Linked DNA regions of Mus musculus: region 1 is linked to region 2. Evidence: chromatin loops called from intact Hi-C (ENCODE). Cell type or tissue: gastrocnemius. All regions are shown on one strand. Each heading gives the region's core, and the rest is flanking DNA. Links, peaks and the distances in the headings are about the cores only. Region 1 holds the start of Ubl4a (ubiquitin-like 4A). Region 2 holds the start of Gdi1 (guanosine diphosphate (GDP) dissociation inhibitor 1).

Region 1 (10,828 bases), core at 1,161-9,160, 64 kb before region 2:
CCTGACAGACCCTGAACTGTCAGGTGCGGAGGAGACCTGGTCATCATTGCCAGTTATTCTTCAGCCCCTATACTTTGCTGCTGTGAAAAAACAAAAACAAAAAACAAAAAAAAACTTCCGGATGGTATTGCTTCCTCACTCAGCCTTGGAGTGTGTTTACTCTAACTCTTTCAGCTCCACTATCAGCAGAAGTGTAGGATAGGGACCAAATCCCTCTTGCAGTGATCTACTATGGTCCACTAGTCCTGCTGGTAGGATGGGGTTATGGGTGGATGGTCCTTAGTCTTTCCCTTAACTGGCTCACACTACTCTGATGCCTACATCTTTTCTCTCTACTTGACTAGTTACCTTACTCTGGTTTTCCTGCCTCCCTCTTCATCAGCGAGATTCAAGGCTGGACCAGGGCCCCCAGGGTAAGTGACCCATACTCAAAATCAGCATAATGTAAAACCTGCTATATCCACTGCCATCAAGTTGCCCCAGTTCTAGCAGATGATAATACAAAGGTGTTGACTATCCAGTTGAGAAAGGGAAGGAGGCAGACCTCTCCTTTCGCCCCATGTTACTCTACCCTTAGAAATACTGAGGTTCACTGTAAGTTTAAAACTCTGGTAGGTCGTGCACACCTTTATCCCAGCACTTGGGGGGCAGGTGGATCTGAGTTCCAGCCTGGTCTTCATGGTGAATTCCAGGTTAGCTAAGACTACACAGTGAAGACCTGTCTCACCAGCAGCAGCAGCAACAACAACAGGACTGAATGTGGTAGCCTACACCTTTAATTACAGCACATAAGACATAGAGGCAGGAAGATCTCTGAGAATTTAAGGCCAGCCTAGTTTACATGTGAATTGCAGGCCAACAGGACTACACACACAAGACCCTGTCTCAAACAAAAAGACTCTGATAGGGTAATACATTGAGAAGACTCTAAGCAGAGACTCTCAGATGTAGCAACAGATATAAGAGCTCAAATTCTGAGACCAGGGAGCTCTGACAAGAGAAGTTTGCTTGCTCATGGCCAGGCGTGGTGGCGCACGCCTTTAATCCCAGCACTCAGGAGGCAGAGGCAGGCGGATTTCTGAGTTCGAGGCCAGCCTGGTCTACAAAGTGAGTTCCAGGACAGCCAGGGCTATACAGAGAAACCCTGTCTCAAAACAAAAACAAAAAGACAAGGTTGCTCAGTGGATACCTATTGTATCCTCACTGTATTCCTACTGAAGTCCCACTATAGCTTCCCTGAGAAGCAGGGGTGTGTGTCTCACAGGACTTCCATCTCATAACTATAGGGCAAATGAAACAAGACATGTAGCCACAGCTTGTCAGTAGCAGCCTTTGGTTCTGGAACTCACTTACTGCACATATCACTTTGTTAAAACTTTGTAGCTGGCAAATGGCACTTAGACACCCTTATTCTATTCTTTAAAGACCTGGATCTGGCCCAATCAGCACCCTTTGTTCTCATCTGGCCAGTCTTTTTGTCTCTCCCCCCCCCCCCCCAGGAAGCCATTTATTTGATTTGCTTTGTTTGGAAATGAACTATCAAGTCTCCCAGGCTGCCCTGGAACTGGCTATATAACTGAAGGATAATCTTAGTCACCTGATTCTCTTGGCTCCACCTCCCAAATACTGGGATGACAGGAGTGAGCCACCATATTTACCCCCTCCAGGTAGCAATTTAGTTCATTCCCATGGTGGTATCTTTGCATCTTGAAATGAGAGTGGGATGGCCTAGTGGTGACAGGATTAGAGATCACTCTCCTAAAACCCTCAGTATTAGAACTTCTCTATGAGGTTACCATAGTAAGAAAGTCCATGTAATTTGGCAGCCTGAGTGGGGATTCCCCTCTTGAGGGCTGAGAAGCTTGAGGCAGCTGTGCTGAAAGAGGAGATGGCTGAATGACATTCAAGGGCCAGCATTATTTCAAAACTAGAGGTAAAGGTCTGAGAGCCCCATGCTCCTAAGCTTGCAATTTCTCCTCTTCATTAACCACTTTCTTTACCCCTTTTCTTTTCAGGAAAAAATCCTGCTATCAAGGAAGAAAATATAGGACCAGGACCTTCCCATGGACCCTTCTCAGGACATTCCAACAGCACAAGCAAGGGTGTCTCCCTAAGACACAAGAGGCCTGAAAAAACTATCCTTTGTGAAGTGCCATGGTGGTCAAGAAAAGCAGAGGTAGCTCCCAGCAGTTGCCTGGCCTGGGAGGACAGGGTGGTTGTACAGGTTTTGTAGGCATGCTTGGAACTGCCCTGCTGTTCATCAGCCTACCATGGGGAGCTCAAGTGATGGCCAGTGCCAACATCAGCACTGCTCTGGGCCACACAAGTGGTCACTATTTGAGTATTGGGGATGGCTCAGTGACAGAATTTGATTTCCCTGAGAAGAGTGAGGGTATCATTGTGATCTCTAGCCAATACACTGGACAGACCAATGGGACAGGCCCCAGCCCCATACTTAAGGTTATATCCCTGGACACAGAGGTGCTGACCATTAAGAATGTGAGTGCCATAACCTGGAGCAGTGGAGGTGGCTTTGTGGTAGGCATCCACTCAGGTCTAGCTGGGCTGGCCCCACTCCACCTCCAGCTCATGGATTTCTATGAGGCCCCACCCCTGCTGATCGAAGAACGGAGAGATTTCTGCATCAGGGTGTCACCTGCTGAAGACCTCCCTTCTGCTCTCAACACCAACTTGGGCCACTTCTCAGAGAACCCAATACTCTACTTGCTTCTGCCTCTTATCTTTGTCAACAAGTGTTCATTTGGTTGCAAAGTGGAACTTGAAGTTTTGAAGGAGCTCCTACAGAGCCCCCAACCCATGCTGTTGGGCCTCTTGGGCCAGTTTCTGGTCATGCCTTTCTATGCTTTCCTGATGGCCAAAGTCTTCATGCTACCCAAGGCCTTAGCTCTGGGCCTCATCATTACCTGCTCATCACCTGGTGGTGGAGGGAGCTACCTCTTCAGTCTCCTCCTTGGAGGAGATGTCACCCTGGCCATCTCCATGACTTTCATCTCAACAGTAGCTGCCACTGGTTTCCTACCACTCTCATCAGCCATCTACAGCTACCTTCTCAGCATCCATGAAACACTCCACGTGCCCATCTCCAAGATATTGGGGACCCTGCTGTTTATCGCCATCCCCATAGCAGCGGGTGTGGTGATCAAATCTAAGCTCCCCAAGTTCTCTGAACTACTGTTACAGGTCATCAAGCCCTTCAGCTTTATACTTCTCCTGGGTGGCCTGTTCCTGGCCTACCACATGGGGGTCTTCATCCTAGTGGGAGTCAGGTTACCCATTGTACTGGTGGGTTTCACAGTGCCTCTTGTTGGCCTCTTGGTGGGCTACAGCCTGGCCATCTGCCTGAAGCTGCCAGTGGCTCAGCGACGAACAGTCAGCATTGAGGTAGGGGTGCAAAACAGCCTGCTAGCCTTAGCCATGCTACAGCTGTCTCTGCGCCGCCTTCAAGCAGACTATGCCTCTCAGGCCCCTTTCATTGTGGCACTGAGTGGTACCTCCGAGATGTTGGCTTTGGTTATTGGCCAGTTCATCTATAGCATCTTGTTTCCTGTTCCCTGAGCCCTCTGGATCAAGTTTTATAACTTCCAGCCCCCATACTCCTCTCTTCCCACAGTTCTTGTGTACCGTACCAAAGGCCTTTAGTTCTCATGCACTATGCACTCAAGACAAATCCAGGCTTATTTTTTTACTCCTTTTCGCCCCAGCTTTCAGTGCCAAAGAGGCCATGCTGAGTTAGATAGTTGGGTATTGCCCAGAAATATATTTCAATAAAAAAAAACCAAAAAAACAAAAGCAAGCTCGGGTCCCTTCCAGTCTGTCCCTTGGAGCCTGTGGATTGGGGTAAGAAGAGTGTGTCTGGGCGGATATGGGCCAGAACAGTGAACCAGCTTGGTGACCCTGCACAGAACCCACTTTCTCCTCCTCACTCTGTTTTGCACATGGTAGACATGTACCTTTGAGCTGTATCCTCAGATCTACAAAGGCTTTGCTCTAACAGCCCTACCTAACAGGGCAGACCTCTGCACTATAAGGAGTGAAGAGAGCACTACTTCCGAGCTTCAGTCAGGATATTTTTGCAGCCAGACTAGAAAGGAAGTAGAAAGCCATTAAGCTATGACAGGCAGGACTGGACCATTTCTGTATCTGAGAGACACCACCACGTGTTTGCATTGACTTGGTCCACCAGCAGGGTGGGAATTAGCACAGGCCGGGCCTGGAGTGAGGCTGACATTCTGGTCCTTCCTTTCAAGCCACAGCTCCCAGACTAAGCAAGCCTGGCCCCACAGGTACCTCACTTGGATCCCAGTGGGCGGGGCATCCCCACGTCCCCGCGCCATTAAGCCCAGGTGGTGGACTCTACCCAAGGCACGGCCGGGGCAGAAGCGAAGGCCGGGAGGCGGGACTGAAGAATGCGCAGGCGGGAGCCACGAGGCGGGCGCGCCCCTTTCACGGCTTCCGGCGGCGGCGGGCGGTTCCGGGGCGGCGGCGCGCGGCAGGGGACCGTTGGTGTTTGCGTTGGCCGTAGTGGACTGGGCCGTGGACACCATGCAGCTGACCGTGAAGGCGCTCCAGGGCCGGGAATGTAGCCTACAGGTAAAGTCACCCCGCAGGCTGCTGCACTCACTCCTGCCGCTGGGGGCCGAGGGCGGGTGGGGGAGGCCGGGAGAGCTGACCTCAGGAGGGGGTGCGAGGGCTTCACCGCCCAGGGAATTCGGGCTGAGCCCTTGCCTCTCCACCTCGGCCGGATCAGGTGGCGGAGGACGAGCTAGTGTCTACACTGAAGCACCTGGTCTCGGATAAGCTGAATGTCCCTGTGCGCCAGCAACGTCTGCTGTTCAAGGGCAAGGCCCTAGCAGGTAATCAGGGAAAGGAGCCATCCAGGGAGCTTTACAGAAAGCTGGGGGACGGGATGTACAGGCCAGTGTAGTGGATCGGGGCACTGGCTGCCACTGGACCTCAGAAAAGTAGCTGAGCCATCACCACCCCACCACCCCATAGCCAGATGCTGCAGTGCTTCACTCTGGCTGTCTGTGGCAGGATTGCTTCCCAGCCACCTCCACATCAGTGAGGAAGGAACCACACCAATCTCTCTTTGGCAGATGAAAAACGACTGTCAGATTACAACATTGGGCCCAATTCTAAGCTCAACCTAGTTGTTAAGCCTTTGGAGAAGGTGCTACTGGAAGAAGGGTCTGCCCACAGACTGGTCGACTCCCCAGCCACCCCCATCTGGCAGCTGATCTCCAAAGTCCTGGCCCGTCACTTCAGTGTAGCAGATGCCAGCAGGGTCCTGGAACAACTACAGAGGGTGAGAAGAGTAATGCTGGCCCTCCATTCTTAATGTTTCTACCCGTCCCCTACCTAATGCAGCATACGCCTTCCCCACTGGCCTCTCTGAATACACTCGGTCTTCTCTCCTCAGGATTATGACAGGTCCTTGAGCCGCCTAACACTGGATGACATCGAACGTTTGGCCAGCCGCTTTCTACACCCTGAAGTGACTGAGGCTATGGAAAAAGGGTTCTGCAAATAGCATTCTGGGATTGTGGGGAGAAATCCCAGGTCAGGCCACAGCTGCATGTTGCATTAAATGTGTTCTCATGTCGCAGTTTGGCTCATAGTGATAATAATAGCTGGTATGTATCCAGCTCTTGCTAGGTGCTAGGTACTCAAAGTACATGGCCTGAGTTCTCTTCTGCCTCCCACAGCAAAGTTGAGGCTGCACTGTAGAGACACCTAGCAATGGCTTGGGACAGACAGGGTCCAAGTCTAGCCAGCCTATAGAAGTGCCTCTGTAGGAGAAAGAGTGTGCTGTTTTCAGAGATGGGTCTTAGTATTCCCATTTAGCCCACTCAGCATACACCCTCAAAAGACTCCCTCAGGAAACCACTAGTTCCTGTCACCTGCCCTCTGGTGTGTCCCTTGGCAAATCTCTATAGGAGGCCAAGTGTTAGCTATCCAGGGCCCCTCCACTGCTGCAGCCAGTGTGCTCTTGAATAACAAGCAGGTTAAGGGGCTGGAGGATCAGAAAGATACCCCAGCTCCATCATAGTTTGAGTCATGTTTCTATGCCACTTTGGTCCCCAACCAAAGTGAATCTGTCCCATGTTAGGCACTCCTCTGACCTGAATAAGTTTCCTTTCTCCTTTATCAGTTCAAGGTGGGAGTCTTTGCTCTCATCACCTGCAGTTCCACCTTGTGTTCAGAAAGCAAAAGTGAAGTGATAGCCAAGCATGGGCCACTAGATGGAGTATCCTGGGCCTTTGTAGCATAGCTCTTCTCTGGAGCACCCTATTTGCTTGGCTCTTTCTGGAAGTAGGTCTCACCCATGAGGGACAACAGGTGACTCAGAAAGGCAGTGTCACAACTAGAACACTCTGCCTTGGTCTCCTTATCCAGTGCTCACCCACAGTATGAAATGGATGCTTCCTCTGCCACCTGTATACAGGGGCTTTTACTTTGCACACCTTCATTGCTTAAGAAGAAACTCAGGGTGCTGAGAAAGATATGTATGCTGAAGGCTGTGATTCCTCTTTTTATTGTACCTATGCCTGGGTGCTAAAGGTCATGTAAGGACTAGTTCCTTTGAGGAGGACCCCCTGGGAGCAGTCAAGCTGGAAGATAGCTACCTGCAAGACACTACTGTCCCTCTACTTTTGCCAGGAAAGCCACTCTACTATGAATGTTATTGGGGCTACACTTGCCTTTCTTGCCCAAGGGCCTCCTGCATAGACCTTGTCGGTCAAATCTTGAGTCCTTGTACAGAAATGATAGAGGCCTGAGGGGGTGTGCAGGTGATAGACCCTGGTACTCCTAAGACCTGGGGTATCATATCAGGGACCTGCTTGTGAACATGTGTATAGAGTGCCAGCTCAGATAATAAGCTTACCAGTGACCTTGTTCACTTTGAGTCAGGGAACGTATTTGTAAAATTAACACTAAAGATGCATGTGAGTCATTTCACCAAAAGGAACTCTATTAATAAGCTAGACTGCTTTTGGTTTCCAGTAATTGGTTTAAAAACACAGTAAATTTACTGGCTTATAAAGCTGAAAAAGCCTAGGAGTACTGGCAGTGGATGAACAATTTCACCAAACATCCAGCTTTTTTCCTGCCTCCCTCTGAATTCTCCAGGATCTGCTTCACCCTCACCACCACCACTTCCAAGGATCAAAGCTGTCTACAGCTCCATCAAAACCTTTCATTCACTGCCAATGAGGAGCACTTTCTTTCTGTAGCATAGCTTCTGTCTCAGATGCCCCAGCAAATAAATGCTGTCTCTTATTGGTCAGAACTGAATCCTGTGTAATATTTGGGTTGGGAATATGGGAAAATAAGTTGTTGATTATCCATTAGCACCTATTTGGCCAGTCTTGGGGTCTCTTTCCTGAACACATGAGCTGTACCAGGGAGAAAAAAAAAATAAATGGATGTCCTGGTGATGTCTTGGTGTGTGCAGATGGCAACTGTCAACTACATGCATTCACCAGAAAGATCATAACTTCCTTGGAGATAGTAGAGGAGGAAGGGATGAGGACTCAGACAAGGAGCGTTTCTGACACTTTCATTCAAAAACATTCGAAGTTTCTAAAAGCAGGAACAAACTATAGACATGTTCCTGAATCTTTTGAGCCAATGCTTCTCAATTCAGAGTACCAGATGCCTGTAAAATGCTTACCTTGGCAGTGTTTTGATGAGTTTATATAATGGGACAATTGACAGGTTTTGCTAAGTAGCTACCTATAGAATAAGAAACTATTATTGAGAGTTCCTCAAGAATCAGGCTATGGCTGAAACAGAAAATACAAATGTAGGAAGGGGTTCAATGTCATCTAGTTGCCTTGGGAGGCTAAGATGGCTGTGTATATGGAAGGTCAGAGACAGAGGAGATGAGATTAGACATGGAGATAAGTGAGGAGCCTACAAAATATGCATTGTGGCCCCTATAATAGCTCAGAAAAGCAAGAAGATGGCTCCTTTTGATAGCTATTGGATTCTTATGAATCTTTTCTATGCAGGGCACTTATTTCATCCTTATATGACTGCCAGATGTGGGAAGTGGATGATCCACAACCCAGGCATAGCTTTATCCCTGAGCTCATTAACCATACTGCTATGCCCAGGAATTATCTGTAAACAGGGAGCCATAGATACTGGAAGGATGATTGAGGTGGCTGCCCAGAGAAAGGGGGCTTACAAAGAAGAGTGAGGTCTCAACCTCAAGGGGTCAGCTTTACCAACCACAGAGGAATTTAAAGAGGAGCCAAAGGCAAAAGCATAGGCAGGAGATGGCACCAGTGCAACTCAAGGACAGGCATCTACAAGGAAGACCCCATTAGTGCTGCCACTACAGGGACAAGGTGGAGGTTGTTCCCATTGTATGGTAGGCCAAGGAGTCCTCAGAAACCTTATTCTACAAGTATGTGTACAACTGAATGGCAACAAATAAGTGGTGTTAAGCCTTGGGGAGCTCTGACAGAGCAAGGTGGCAAATAGGAAGACAAGAGGCAACAAATACTGCCGGGGTGAGAAATAAGAAGGGGACCATAAGAGGACGCTAGTGAAAATAGAGTGACCACAGGATGCAGATGCTGCATTTGCCTTGAATTTCATATGGCTCCCTATACACAACAGGCTCTAAACTCTAAGGGCCCTAATCAAGGATAGATCATCAGGGATAGGAATATTTGCCGTAGATGCTGTGTCCTGTTGAGCCACATATACAACCCAAGAAGTGACATCTACTTACTGCCCCCTGCCAAATACAAGTTCCTGAGAGCCACTGCCTGACTCTCAGATTGGGGTCAAGGTATGTAATGTGAATACAATCTCACTAGGAGATAGCATGAATGAAGGACCCAGCTCAAGTGGCCTCCCAAAGACAGAAGTATTGTAAGGAGCTGGGACATACTCACGAGCTCAGCATTTATGGTGAAGCTCATTAAATTAGATATTCACAGGGAACAAATTAGAGACGTTTCTGTTTGTTTGTTTGTTTGTTTGTTTGTTTTGAGACAGGGTTTCTCTGCGTAGACTTGGCTATCCTGGAACTCACTCTGTAGAACAGGCTAGCCTTGAATTCACAGAGATAGGGATCTGCTACCTCTGCTTCCCAAAGTGTTGAGATTTCAGGCCTGTGCCACCACTGCTGGGTGAACTTGTGATTTCTTTCATGTCTAATGGCCTCCTCCCTATTATAACATCCTTTATTCTAGCACCACAATATATCCTAGGCCCACCCTGTATATTTTCTTGCTCATGACTAAGGATCAGCCTTTTACTGGAGAATAGTATTTGTTTGTTTGTCCAATTGTTGAATGGCATTTAGAAACCAAGATCTATGAATACATTACTGTGAATGAAGTATCACTGCTTCCAGACCCCTTTAGTAGATAAACCTTAGAAATATATATACCCATATATTTTAAGAAATCACAAGTTCATGCTGACACCTTCCCTCATACCTCAGTGAGAATTCTAGTTTCTGACAACATTGATATATTTACTCATTTTCTTTACCAGATAAAGAAAATGTTATCTTAACATAGACCCAAAATAGCTTCACACTCACCTCATCTACATTATCCACATTAAATATGCTAAAAGGAAAACCAATTATTTTTGTCCTTAGGATATATCCCACAAGGGAATATGGTAGCAGTGTTGTACTTAAAGGGAACTGAATTGGCTGAGTGTGGCGGTGCATACCTGCTAGCTACTCAAGTGACTAAGGTGAAAGGGTCACCTCAGCTCAGGGCATAAAGACCAGCTTGACCATCAGTAAGACCCTTTACAAAAATTGATTTTTAAAAAAGTGGAAAAAAAGACAGTGAGGTGGCTCAGCAGGTAAAAGCACTTTACCTGCTGGAGAGTAGCCATCTCAAACCCCTATAGTAAAGCATTTTAAGTAGTTTCTGCTTTAGCCCTCCTGGAATTTTTACCTCAGGGTTATGTATACCAGCATGTGTGTTCAATTCCCTCTCTGGTGGTTTTGGTTTGGGTTTGGGTTTTTTTGTTTGCTTGTTTGTTTTTGTTTTGTCTTTTACTTTCTTGTTTCATGAGACAGGAAGGCCACCAAACATTCTTTAGGTAGCCTAGGCTGGCCTCAAATTTATGGCAATCCTCCTGCTTCATCTTCTCAAGTACTTGGATTATAGGTTTATTACATGTCCAGATTTGCTTTGGGGTTGTTTGCTTATTTGGGTACTTTTGGTGGTAATAGGAATTGACCCCAGGACTTTCACCTTCTAGGAAACAATTCAAACAGTGAATATACCCTCAGCTTTTCTCCAAATTTAAAATTAATCTTAAAATTCAGGTGGGGTGGAGCACACCTTTGATCCTACCACTTGGGAGGCAGAGGCAGAAGGATCTCTAAGAGTTTGAGGCCAACTTTGTCTACCTAGTGAGTTGCAGGGCATCTAAGGCTGTGTAGAGAGATTCTGTCTCAAAAACAAACAAAAATAAATAAAAAATAAAATTAATCTTTCAGGTTACCCTAAGAAGTAATTAGTTTCATCATTACATTTTTATTTGTTAACTTCTTTTTAATTCTTTCCCTTTTATTGAAAATAGGTGGTGGTGCATGCTTAGCACTTGGGAGGAAGAAACAGAATGATCTCTTGAGTTTGAGGCCAGCCTGGTCTACAGAGTGAGTTCCAGGACAGCCAGGGTGTAGGGCTACATAGAGAAACCCTGTCTCAAAACAAACAAACAAACAAACAAACAAACAAACAAGGAAGGAAGGAAGGAAAGAAGGAAGGAAGGAAGGAAGGTTTTTTTTTTGTGTATGGTTTTTCGAGACAGGGTT
Region 2 (10,828 bases), core at 1,246-9,245:
ATCTGCCTTGGCTCCCAAGTACTGGAAAACAGCTGTGTGCCATTACACCTGGCATTTTGAAGGGTATTTCTTGCCAACAGGAATAACTATGTAGAGTTTCCCTGACCACCCAGTCCCTAGCTGTAAGCTTCTCAGGGTTAAGCAGCAGCAAACTCACCAGTAATAAGGCTCCCTAAGAACATAGCCCTGAAAAAGACCAAACCACGGTAATACAAATGTATATGGCAGGCTTACCTCTCCCTCAGATTTGACACCCACCACCTTGCCATTTTCCATGATGATGTCATCCACTGGTTTGTTCAGCATGTATGTTCCCCCATAGATGGCACTCAATCTATAGTAAGGAAAATGACAAGGGAGTCTTCTCAGGAGAATGGTGACCGATCCTACTCTACTCTCCCCACCCCACCAGTGGGGTAAAGAAACTACACAGGTAGACAGAGTTCAATTCCAACTGTTTCAGGTGTCTCCCCCATAAATTTGGGCCCATTTTTGGCATATTCCTTCTTCTCTGCTGTTTCCATCCATAATACTCTGTTCTGCAAATGGGTCAATGGAAGGCAGCATGAAGGAGTAGCTCCACACAGAAATGGCCCAGGAGTCAAGAATAAAGAACTGTCAGTAAAAGAGCCAGCTCCCAGGGAAGCCCAGACTCAAGGTTCTGGGGTCCTAGACTTAGACCTGGTACTACCAAGAGCTAAGGGAAGCTATGTTCATGGTGACCTAGTCCTTTACTTTGTATTTCATCTATTTTTTAAATAAATTTTTATATTTATTTATTCATATGTGTGTTTTATTTACATGTATGTCTGTACACCACATGTATGCCTGATGCTTGTGGAGGCCAGATGAAGGTTTTGGATTCCCTAAAACTGGAGTTATGGGTGGTTGTGAACTACCATGTATGTTCACATTGGAACTGAACCTGGATCCTCGGTATAAACAAGTGCTCTTATCTGCTGAGCCATTTCTCCAGCCTCTACTCTGCTTTTTAATGCACTAGCGCAGTGCCCCCATTACCCAGGGATGGAATAATATACATGAAAATTAGATGGGAAAGTAGGAGATGCCTCAAAAATATTCAAGGTAATTTTCATTCTTGGCCTTAGTCTTACTAGTAATACTATCCGAAAAAGACAGATCCTCACCTGGCAAAGCCCTGGGGCAGCTCACCCAGGCCATACAGTGGGTATAAATAGGGGCTCTTGCCATACCGGGCCAGGGACTCGCTGTACAACTTGATGCGGTTAATAGTCTCAAGACAGGGCTGATCCAGGTAGCTGGGGAACAAGAGCCAAGGAAGATGCTTTGGCAGCGGCATCCTTGCTCACCTACAAAGACACCAGCCAACCTTCCCACCACCCTTTGTGACCTGGCAAAGATGTGGGTCAAATGGAGAGGGACTGAAATGGAACAGGTGAGTCTGGAGCTGAGCACAAGAGACATGCAGGGTGGGCAGTAGGTACAATAGGCAGGTGTGGGGAGGGCAAGGTGTGAGCCAGAGAAGGGGCTCCCATCACCAGCCAGCTTTCCCCTCACTCATCAGTGCGGTAGAGCGCCAAGGCATGGCCAGTGAAATCTATGACATCTTGACCCAGGTCAAACTTCCGGTAGACATCACGCATGCTGGTGTTCTGGGGATCAACACCCTCAAAGGTTTTGGGGTCATTCTCATCAAAGTTTGCCACAAACACCAAAAATTTTCGGAAGCGTCGTTTTTCAAACATGCCCATCAGATCTGAAAGAAAGGTATTGAGAAGACCCTTAGCATTACTGGGACATAGAACTCCTCTTTCCACCAGAGCAGGCCAAGAAAGCTGGTTGTATGTAATGTAGAGTATTGGCTCCCACCAATACTCTATCATGTAACACTACCCCACCCTTCTTGATCTCAATTTTCTTTTTGTAGGAAGAAACCCTTCTAGTTCCACGTAGGGATGCTACAGGGCAAGTAGGCCCTCTGACAAAAAGGAATCCTGTTCTGTGAACTTTCTGGCAACTTGCCAGGATGGGTAGCACTGTCCAATCAATACACTATAAAGTAAGGGTCCTCTAGGACTACACAGAGCTAAGATTAGTTTCAGGCAAAGATGAGCCTTTTGCCTAACTGTCCTGAAAATAGTCTGTCTCATCCAGCCCCATTATTCTCTGGTTAAGGAGACTCATACTCACTAGAAGCCAAGGCCTCAGTCTCGGTGGATGGCACTTTGTAGATCTTGCCCCCCTTATATACAAAGCTGCCCTCTACCACCTTGAAGTCCAGATATCGAGTCACTTCTGTATATAGTAGCATCTTTACCAGCTGACCTGTGTCCAGAGGAAATAAGGGACATTGTTGTGTTTTCCTTCAAAAACTCTCAGTAGTCTGACTGACCATATTCTTGAGATTGACCAATCTCTCCCCACTCCGTCTTCCCACTCACCACCCCCAAAACCATATACAGCATCTTTTTAATCTCTCTCACCATTGGCCATGAGGAATTTGGGGATCAAGTCAACATTCCAGTCTCGGCCCCGGCCCATTGATTCAGGGGGCCCTTCCAGTATCTGAAAGCGCTTATATAGCTGTAAGCAGGACAGGAAAGAAAGAAAAATGTCAAGGACCTGTCGCCCTTTCCCACTCTCCTGCCCAGTACCTGAGAATTACTTCGCCCCCTTATACCTATGTGGAAGACTAACAAGGATCTGGGTCTAAGCCCAGGTCTAAGAATAAGAAATCTTACCTCCTCCAGGGGTGTGATGGAAGAGCTCTCACCCCCATAGTAGGGGTTTCGGTCCATGTGCAGCACCTTCTTTCCATTCACAGACATGATGCCAGACAGGATGCATTCCTGGGGAAGGAGTGACATTTGCAGCTATACCCCATAACCCTCCAACTTGCTTCATGCCCACCACCAATTTTATAATGCAGCTCTTTTCAGTGCCTAAAACTGGGGAGGAGAAGATGGCTTCATATGATGTTTCCTTTACAACCCTGCTGAGTAAACTACTGGAGCATTAAAGGAGGTTTGGGGGGCAGAGCTTTCAGCTTCCAAGTCTTCCAGCATCAACAAGCCAAGAGAAGTATCTACTTCTCTGAGCCCACAAAAAGACAATGAGTCTACAAGAAGAACCAATTCAAAGGACCTTTGAAAGAGAAGGCCAAGTCCTTGAAATCCCAGGCCCCACCCTGCTCCTCCTTCAAAGGGCAGGAGCCCCTGACTCTCTTCTGGCCCTATCCACTGGTCTAGACTCAGGGTTCAAACTAAAAAGATTTAGGCCGGGGGTGGGGGTTGGGGGGGGCGGGGGCAGGGAAGAGACAAACACCCTCACCAGTCAGTCACTAACCCAAGGACAAAGGCTGAGGATATATATTCAGTCTGAGATCTCCATGGGAAACCAAGTTGGGGCAGAGGTAAAGTGGTCACTACCCCCCCCCCACACCCCCCACACACACACTCCTGCTGTCTCTGGAACATTCCATGGGTTTCCTATCCCATCCCAAAAAGCAGAAAAGCATGATGAGGGCCCACCCTTGTAATGTCCCCATACCCATCTTCATATTCCATCCCCTAGTTTGATCACAAGATGGTAAGGGATGCTAATCAAGGCCTTGGAGCAGGTGATGAGTTCAGGCAAAGGGTGGGGGCTGGGTGCAATGGTTCCACTGTGTGTGTGGGGGGGTGAGTTTTCCACCTCGGTGATAGAGATAGGGAAGAATAGGGGTCTGAGGTTAAGTACTAGAGTGCAGGAACACAGGACAAAGTGGGGCCCTCTACAGAGAATTGGGAACTGGAATCGACATCCTAGGGTGAGGTAGTGGGTTGGGCATGGGGTTGGTTTTCCCAGGGCTGGAGCTAGGATGATGGGAGGATGGATCGGATACCGGACTCTGCATCAATGCGGGATGGAGTGGGGTGGGGAGGGATGGCGTGGGGTGGGGAGGGATGGCATGATGCAGGGCTATGAGAGCCTGAAGTGGCACTTACGGTAAGACCTGTCCCCAGCACAATCACATCGTATTCCTCATCCATGATCAGGCCTTGGTACCAGCGTCCGCTCTGCTCCTCCTCCTTCACCACAGCAGCCGCTACCACTACCTCTACTATTGCTACTGCTGCTACTGCCGCTGCTGCTGCTGCCCCTGCCGCTGCTTCTGTCACTGCCGCCGCACTGAACCAAAGATGGCGTCTGTCGGTTGTCTCCTGATCCCTACGCAGCGTTAATGAGTCCCTCTCTCTCTCCGCTGGCCCCGCCCCGCCCAACCAGTCATCATTTCCTTGCTTGTTTTCTGGGAGGGCTTCTGTCACCTGGGTCCCAGCACCAGAATGACTGCAGGGGTTATCGGGGCTCTTCGTGAGCCCAGAAAAATACGGGGCGGGGCAGGCCGGCAGCAGGTGCTGAGTCCTCCGAAAGATCCTTGCGCGGGAGCCGCGCGCGCCCCGCCCCGCCCCGCGCGCTCCCGTACCGCCCCCTGGGAGAAACACAAGGTATGGAAGCCCTGCTGTGTGTTGTTGCACAGTAGCGGAGCTACCATTGTCAGGATTCCTCCCAAGGCCAGGAAAAGTAACAAGCCTCTACTCTAAGTAGGTTTGTTAAGAGTATCAGCTTACTGAAGACCCTCCCACCCTTCCTCTCTCACCTCTTGCATGACTGGACTACATCTGAGCACTTCTTCCCTTCAGTCAAGAAAAAAAAATCTACTGTTCAGTGCAGAAATGAGTGACACGAAGCCCAACACAAGGCAACACGTCTTTATTTTATTAGGAAGGAAACAACAGAGCAACCCCCCACACACACCTCCGGCCTCTTGACAGGCAGTCTTTATGGGAATAATCCAGAAACCCAGTGAGCACACTTTGTTCACCAATCCTCGTGATGGTTTCTTCCTTCCCAGGCCACAGAAATAAACCCCAGTGTACCACTCACTCTTAACACATCACCCCTCCCCCCCAAAAAACATAACAGCTAAGCTGGACAGACAGTCAAGTAGTCTTTCCACACCTCGCAAATTCAAGGAACCTCAAGTTCATGGCTGTTGCTGGAAGCTCCATAAAGCTTGGGGAGTGAGCATTTACTACACAAAAGCACTATAAACAGCAAGGAATAATAGCAGAGGGGCAAGAATAAATAAGGAGAGAGGGTAAAGGGGAGACCCTAGAATTAAGGTCCCTTCCCCTCTTGATGATGAAGCCTGGAAGATTTATCTAATATCTATGAAGAATACACTTTGTTGGTAGAGATGGGGGATAGCCACAGGGGAGTCCCTCTCCGGGTTAAAGAGGAAGCAAGAGAGACTGAGGGTGGCGTATGTAGGGTTCATGCTATAGTAGGAAGAGGACAAACCTTTCCATCCACTGTGTCACAAAACAGAAACATGACAACCTAGACACCAATACTCCCTCAATTCCTCTCAGGTGTATGTCACACAATCTGGGTCAAAGTGATGGTGGGGCCCTTGTGGTCATCAAAGCGATCCATGGTCTTTAGGCTGAGTATCATGTGCAGACCATAGGTGAATATGAAAAGCATGAAGAGGGTGGTGAGCAGACCCATCCAGATGCCCGGAGAGAAGAAACCAGCACAGTCGCTAGCATAGGAGAACTGTTCACCAGTCACATTGAAGGCCTGGATCTAGGAGACACATTGACATGGATCAGATGGTTCCACAAGGTTCCACACACAGTAAGAGCTGGGATTCTGGAATCAATGAATAATCTATACCTTCAGAGACTGCACAAGGCTGGAACTCTCAGCTACATGCTCAAACCATACTGAGATTCTCTGGGCCCTTCTTCCCTCCCCTTACTGCCACCAGCTTGGGGCCCATCACCCTTTCAATACCTGGAAGTTATGAAGAGTCATCTGCCAGACTGAGGGCACGTTGGTCACAAGGAGATTGCCTTTCTTGCTCACACTGCTGACGTACTCACAGTGGAAAGAATAGATGCTAGGTCCTGTGACTTGGGAAACATTGAAATGGGCAACAGAGCCATTGCTGTGGATTTCAAGTCGTTCCATGGCAAACCAATATCGGGCAGACACTGGATAGAAGCGACTAGCCAGAATGAACCTGGGAGGCAGGGGATGCAGAGATGTCAGATGAACAGAACAGAGTGAAGACACGCCAGCCCTGACAAACTTCAGCCAACAGAACTTACTTGAATGTCACTGTTGCACCAAAGAGTGGCTCATAGGTCAGTGAAAGCCTATGGAACAAGGCAGAGGAGTACTGTCAGGCTCTAGAAGGATCTTAAGAAGGTCCTCATCAGGTTGGCTCCAACCTAAGCTGCCCTAGATCCATCCTTATAGTCACCTGCCAATACAGTGTCCCCATTTACCATATGGGAAAAGTAAAGTTCCAGTCATAAGCAAATCAGGAGCAGTTGTGAAACAATTAGGTTTCACATCTCCAACTTAGGATTCCTTCCTCTGGTTCCTAGGCCTCCTTCTTGGGGTTATTCAGCTGCCTGCTGAGGTTTCAAGGGTAGGAAACCTAGGACTGGTTTTAACAGTTGGTTTGATATTTGCCTACATGCAGTCCCAGGGGTTGGGTTCAAAAACGGTCCAGGATCCCAAGGGACTATGTGGTAATAAAAGCTCAGGACCCAACAACCAATACCTAAAAAAACATGAGAAGGCCAAACTCTTAAGAGGCTCCCTCACCAGTAACCTCCCAGCAATATCACCCTGCGATACTGTGACATCTATGTCCTTGGTGAACATACCACACAAACATAATCCCACATCCTTGTCCTGTACTGAGCTCACAGTGACAGGAAGACCATGTGTGATAGGATAGCCCTTCCTTCTCTTCCTATAACCCTTACATGGCAAAGGAGTCATTCCAGAAGGAGCCGGTCAAGTTAAGATTCTCCACACCAAAGGTGAGGGAGGTCAAGTCTTTCCACTCGTCTTTGTATGCCACAGAGAAGTTTTGTGCCCAAAACAGGATCCTTGGGGCAGTGTCATTGTAACTCACAGGAGGATGGATCGCAGGAGATGCCACCTGAGTCTGAAGCAGCTGGCGACCTAGACCCCCAGCCACCATGGTTATATCACGGGCCACCTGTAGAAACATCCAACAAGCCTTCTCTCAACAGCCCTAAAAACAAAACCTAATCCACTGGACTGGTATTCCTTCCCCACTGGTTACCCTGTATACCATCTGAAAGTCCCTAGACCTGATATTCCATCTCCCTAAACTAACAATCACACTGCCCAAAGTGGCTCATAAGCAAAATGAAAAAAGGCACCATGGATGGAGGAAGCAATCCTCTGTCCATTAATCCCCCAAACTGAAGCCTCCTGAGAGATCCTGCCTGTGACATACCCCTTCATCTCTAGTCACACTCACCACATTGCCTCACACCCTCATTCCCCAGGGCCCCTGCTAGAAGAGTACATACTCTAGAAGGGCGGACTGCAGTAAGAGCTGCGGTGTAAGGGACATCTTCAGACTTGAGTGTGCTCAGTACCTGTCCGATGACCTCATCTGAAGAGTGACAAGAGAACAGAGAGCCAAGTCACTAGGTAGCTTGCTTAGAGAAATACTACCCATTGTCTGATTCAGAGACCTTCTAGACTATGAGAATTCAGTGCTGTTAGTTTCCACTGAGGACCTCTAAAAAACAGGTATTTCTCCTTCTACATACTCTGCCAGTCTCTCTGGGGACAATTGTAGCTCTCTGATGGCAAGCTAAACCTAAGTAAACAGAACATATAGTGATACAGAGAACTCAAAATCTACACAGCAGATGGGACTGTCCTTTACCACAAAGAAGTACTTTGCATAATGTTACTGGTCTATTAAATACAGAGATTCATTGTACTTGTACAAAAACTAGATTTTGGAGCTCTTGCACAGGGGGTCATAAGGCACTTGGATATCTCTGTCAGGTGGGGCTGACTACAGAAGAACATGGCCAAGCAGCCAGCCACGATGTACTTGCTCAGCTGTCAGCCACTCTGAGAAACGGGGACAACCTTGTGGTAAGGAGAAACCAGTTCTATTTTCCTGGCCCAAGGGCAAAATGGGGACATAAATTTTCCAGTAACACACTCACCGTTACCTGTGAGGACCTCCCTGGGCGCCATCAGACCGGAGCTATGGATAAAAAAAGTGAGAGGCCCACAGGTTGCTCTGCTCTCAAATCCAAATAGCTTGCCTGGATCAGTTCTCTGAAACTCACTACCTTTCTCTCAGCCCTTCTAACATTTCCCTTCCTACTAGCCCCACTTACTAAGTCTGTGGACTTCATCTGCTGCTCTGTCATGCAGACACTTAGCTCAGCAACAGCTATTCCCACTTCCACACCTCTATTTGCTTCAGTACCCCTGTCTGGAATCCTATTCCCCTTTCCCCTATTTGCAACTATGTCTACAGTCCTATAAAGTGGGCATTAGTGGTAACAAAGTTTTCTCATTTCTGGAGGCCCAATAGGCCTAACTCAGTGGTGAATACTTGTAAGTCACAACCTGACAGGAGGTCCTTTCTGTCACTTCTTGGCATAAAATGAACTTTCTGTAAGAGTCCCAAGGTAGTGAACAGGAGAATACTGTCATCTTTGATTGAACTCTGCCACCAACAGATCCCAGGATCTTACCCCTATCTGAGGTGCAAGGTTAGAGGCTGGAAGCCATGCCACCTAGGCTGTACCTGGCTGTGTAGGGCAGACGGATGAGCAGCAGGGCAGGAAGGCTGGCATTGAGCTTCAGCTCCTTTAAGGTAGCTAGATCCACATGCAAGGGGCTAGCCCCAAGCTTCTCCTGTAGGTAGGTGGTCAGAGTGCTGATTGCATACCAGTCCACAGCAGGAAGCACCAGTGAGGAGGGGGCCAAGTCCAGGGCATTCTGATGGTAGAGAAGATGTGGAAGGCAAAGTGAGCCAGGGATCAGTGGATCTTATAATAACCACTAAAACCTCACCTGGAAAGCCACACCCCATAGGGACTGGATCCCAGAATGAGTCAGAAAGTAAATGTCCCATATCTCCAAGCCTTGACAGTCACATCCCAAGCCCTCTACCCTCAAAGCCTCTGGTCCTCTCTCTGGGAGAGAACACAGAATGTATTGTCTTTCCTTTTGGCTGTGAGCAGACCCTTACCTCCAGGTTAGAAAAGGCACTGTCCTGCTTATTTCCAAACACACCACCGTATGCTGTGAAATCCTCAATGCTTAGCTAAAAGGAAAGCAGAAGAGATGTCCTAGGAGGCTGGGCAAGGAACAAAGACCAAGGGCCAGGACATGGAGGGGAGATTCTCCAGGCTAACAAAAGAGTGAACCATCAGGACTTGTGGTGGAGGTGAGTGGAAGGCTTACTCTTTTCTCCCAGCACTCTGAGGGCATGATGACAAGATATAGAAGGTGATCATAGGGTTGAGAGATTTATGTACAGCTGGTTTGTGATAACCTACAAAACAAGGGTCAGGCAGCAAGAAGAACTGGGGAGGAAGAGGGAAGTTAGAGAACAGGAAGAGGACAGCAAAGAACAATTACTATATGCCTCTAAAGAGGGAAGTAGAAGTCAGAGCAAATGAACCTCTATACAGTTTGGGCAGGATCCTTTTCAAAGGAGGAAGTCCATGCCCCACCATTGTTGTTAAGAATGAGGGGAGACACGCCTTTAATCCCAGTACTCGGGAGGCAGAGGCAGGCGGATTTCTGAGTTTGAGGCCAGCCTGGTCTACAGAGTGAGTTCCAGGACAGCCAGAGCTACACAGAGGAAACCCTGTCTTGAAACAACAACAACAGCAACAACAAAACAACAACAACAAAAAAAGAGTGAGGGGAGAGGAAGATATTGGAACAAAATGGGGGAAACAGATTTCGGAGCTCTCAGGACCCTGGCAATGCCAATCTCATGCCCTTCTCTCTACAACCTAAAAGTGTTTTCACTCCTCCTTCCCTCAACCCCCAGCTAGCTTCCTCTGGCTTCTCCCAGTTAGGCCCAGAGGCAATCTTAACCAGCTTCCCTAAACTCATTATGTTTACTATACATAAGCCCAGTCTCCTTTCCTATGTTCCTCTCCTATATTCTGTGCTACCTATGCAAGGCTTGCTATCTTCCTACCAACCTTTCCCCTTGTGGCATTTCCTCCATCTCTAGGTGACCTAGCGGATCATCTCCTAACCTTTCAATCACATACTAGGCTCCAGTCTCACAAGCAGCCCCTAGAACTGATTAAGAACACTCCCTTGCCCAGGGCCCTTACACCTGCAGTTCTCCTGCCAGTAATGGCCTGCCTCAAAAGTCACATGACTCCTTCCTGCCAATAAGATGTTATCTCCAGAGACCCTGCCTGATCTCACTGTTACCTAAAACAGTGTCCTTACTGTGTTGTCTTAGCCTGCTCCCTTCTCTAGACTAAAAAGACTGGTATCATAAACATGTACCAACTTAGCTCTTAGCCACTTGCCTTCACAAGAATGTTTATACTTCCAAACACATAGCAAGCACGCCACCATTGTCAAAAGGAAATGTCCTAAGATTGAGAGACTGTGGCTAGATGACTTATGTAGAATACTTCTCGCAGACTCCTGATATAGGTGGATATCTTCATTTTGCACTTACAGAAAAGTATGGTTAACAAAGATTATTTCATGCGCTCAAAGGCTGAAAAATGATAGGACTGAGTTCTGGTCTGACCTGTTATTTACCATCTTCTGAAAGGACTATCAACCAGCACAATTACTACCACCGACACAGGAACTGAAGGAAAGCAAGAACAGAAAGAGCTAGTCAGGCTACTATGGAGGAAGGGACAAGCAGAGACTTGACATCCTCTTGAACAATAATCTTATGCTACATTAGAACCTTCTCATAGTTCATACTCCTGCTCTAGGTGCA

What was found. Hi-C counts contacts between places; a loop is a spot of excess contacts. Peaks named below come from ENCODE experiments on the same cell type or tissue, not always from the same donor. Only the 100,000 strongest peaks of a DNase experiment are listed, where the experiment ranks them.
Region 1: a loop joins it to region 2, with 2.4 times the contacts of the local background. A loop is called at or near these places in 10 of 42 quality-filtered maps.

Annotation. Positions count from the first base shown.
Region 1 is chrX:74,362,199-74,373,026 of GRCm38, reverse strand. It overlaps Ubl4a (ubiquitin-like 4A), which reads left to right and starts at 4,479. Exons shown (of 4, transcript NM_145405.2): 1 at 4,479-4,611; 2 at 4,769-4,874; 3 at 5,118-5,326; 4 at 5,441-7,309. The coding sequence starts at 4,564. The coding sequence ends at 5,551. It overlaps Gm44504 (predicted readthrough transcript (NMD candidate), 44504), which reads left to right. Exons shown (of 6, transcript NR_103489.1): 2 at 345-413; 3 at 2,016-2,176; 4 at 4,269-4,611; 5 at 4,769-4,874; 6 at 5,441-5,580. It overlaps Slc10a3 (solute carrier family 10 (sodium/bile acid cotransporter family), member 3), which reads left to right. Exons shown (of 3, transcript NM_145406.2): 2 at 345-413; 3 at 2,016-3,810. The coding sequence starts at 2,155. The coding sequence ends at 3,576. In gastrocnemius, for the core only: CTCF peaks have their summits at 4,207 and 4,675; DNase peaks (open chromatin) are centred at 4,467 and 5,245; H3K4me3 peaks cover 2,126 bases; H3K27ac peaks cover 2,055 bases.
Region 2 is chrX:74,298,582-74,309,409 of GRCm38, reverse strand. It overlaps Atp6ap1 (ATPase, H+ transporting, lysosomal accessory protein 1), which reads right to left. Exons shown (of 10, transcript NM_018794.4): 3 at 9,086-9,160; 4 at 8,639-8,832; 5 at 8,046-8,086; 6 at 7,389-7,474; 7 at 6,810-7,048; 8 at 6,141-6,188; 9 at 5,824-6,052; 10 at 4,689-5,613. The coding sequence ends at 5,404. Gdi1 (guanosine diphosphate (GDP) dissociation inhibitor 1) reads right to left here and starts at 4,398. Exons shown (of 11, transcript NM_010273.4): 1 at 3,969-4,398; 2 at 2,724-2,831; 3 at 2,466-2,565; 4 at 2,173-2,307; 5 at 1,540-1,738; 6 at 1,149-1,280; 7 at 235-334. The coding sequence starts at 4,013. In gastrocnemius, for the core only: a CTCF peak has its summit at 4,454; DNase peaks (open chromatin) are centred at 3,679, 4,223 and 4,358; H3K4me3 peaks cover 2,503 bases; H3K27ac peaks cover 2,710 bases.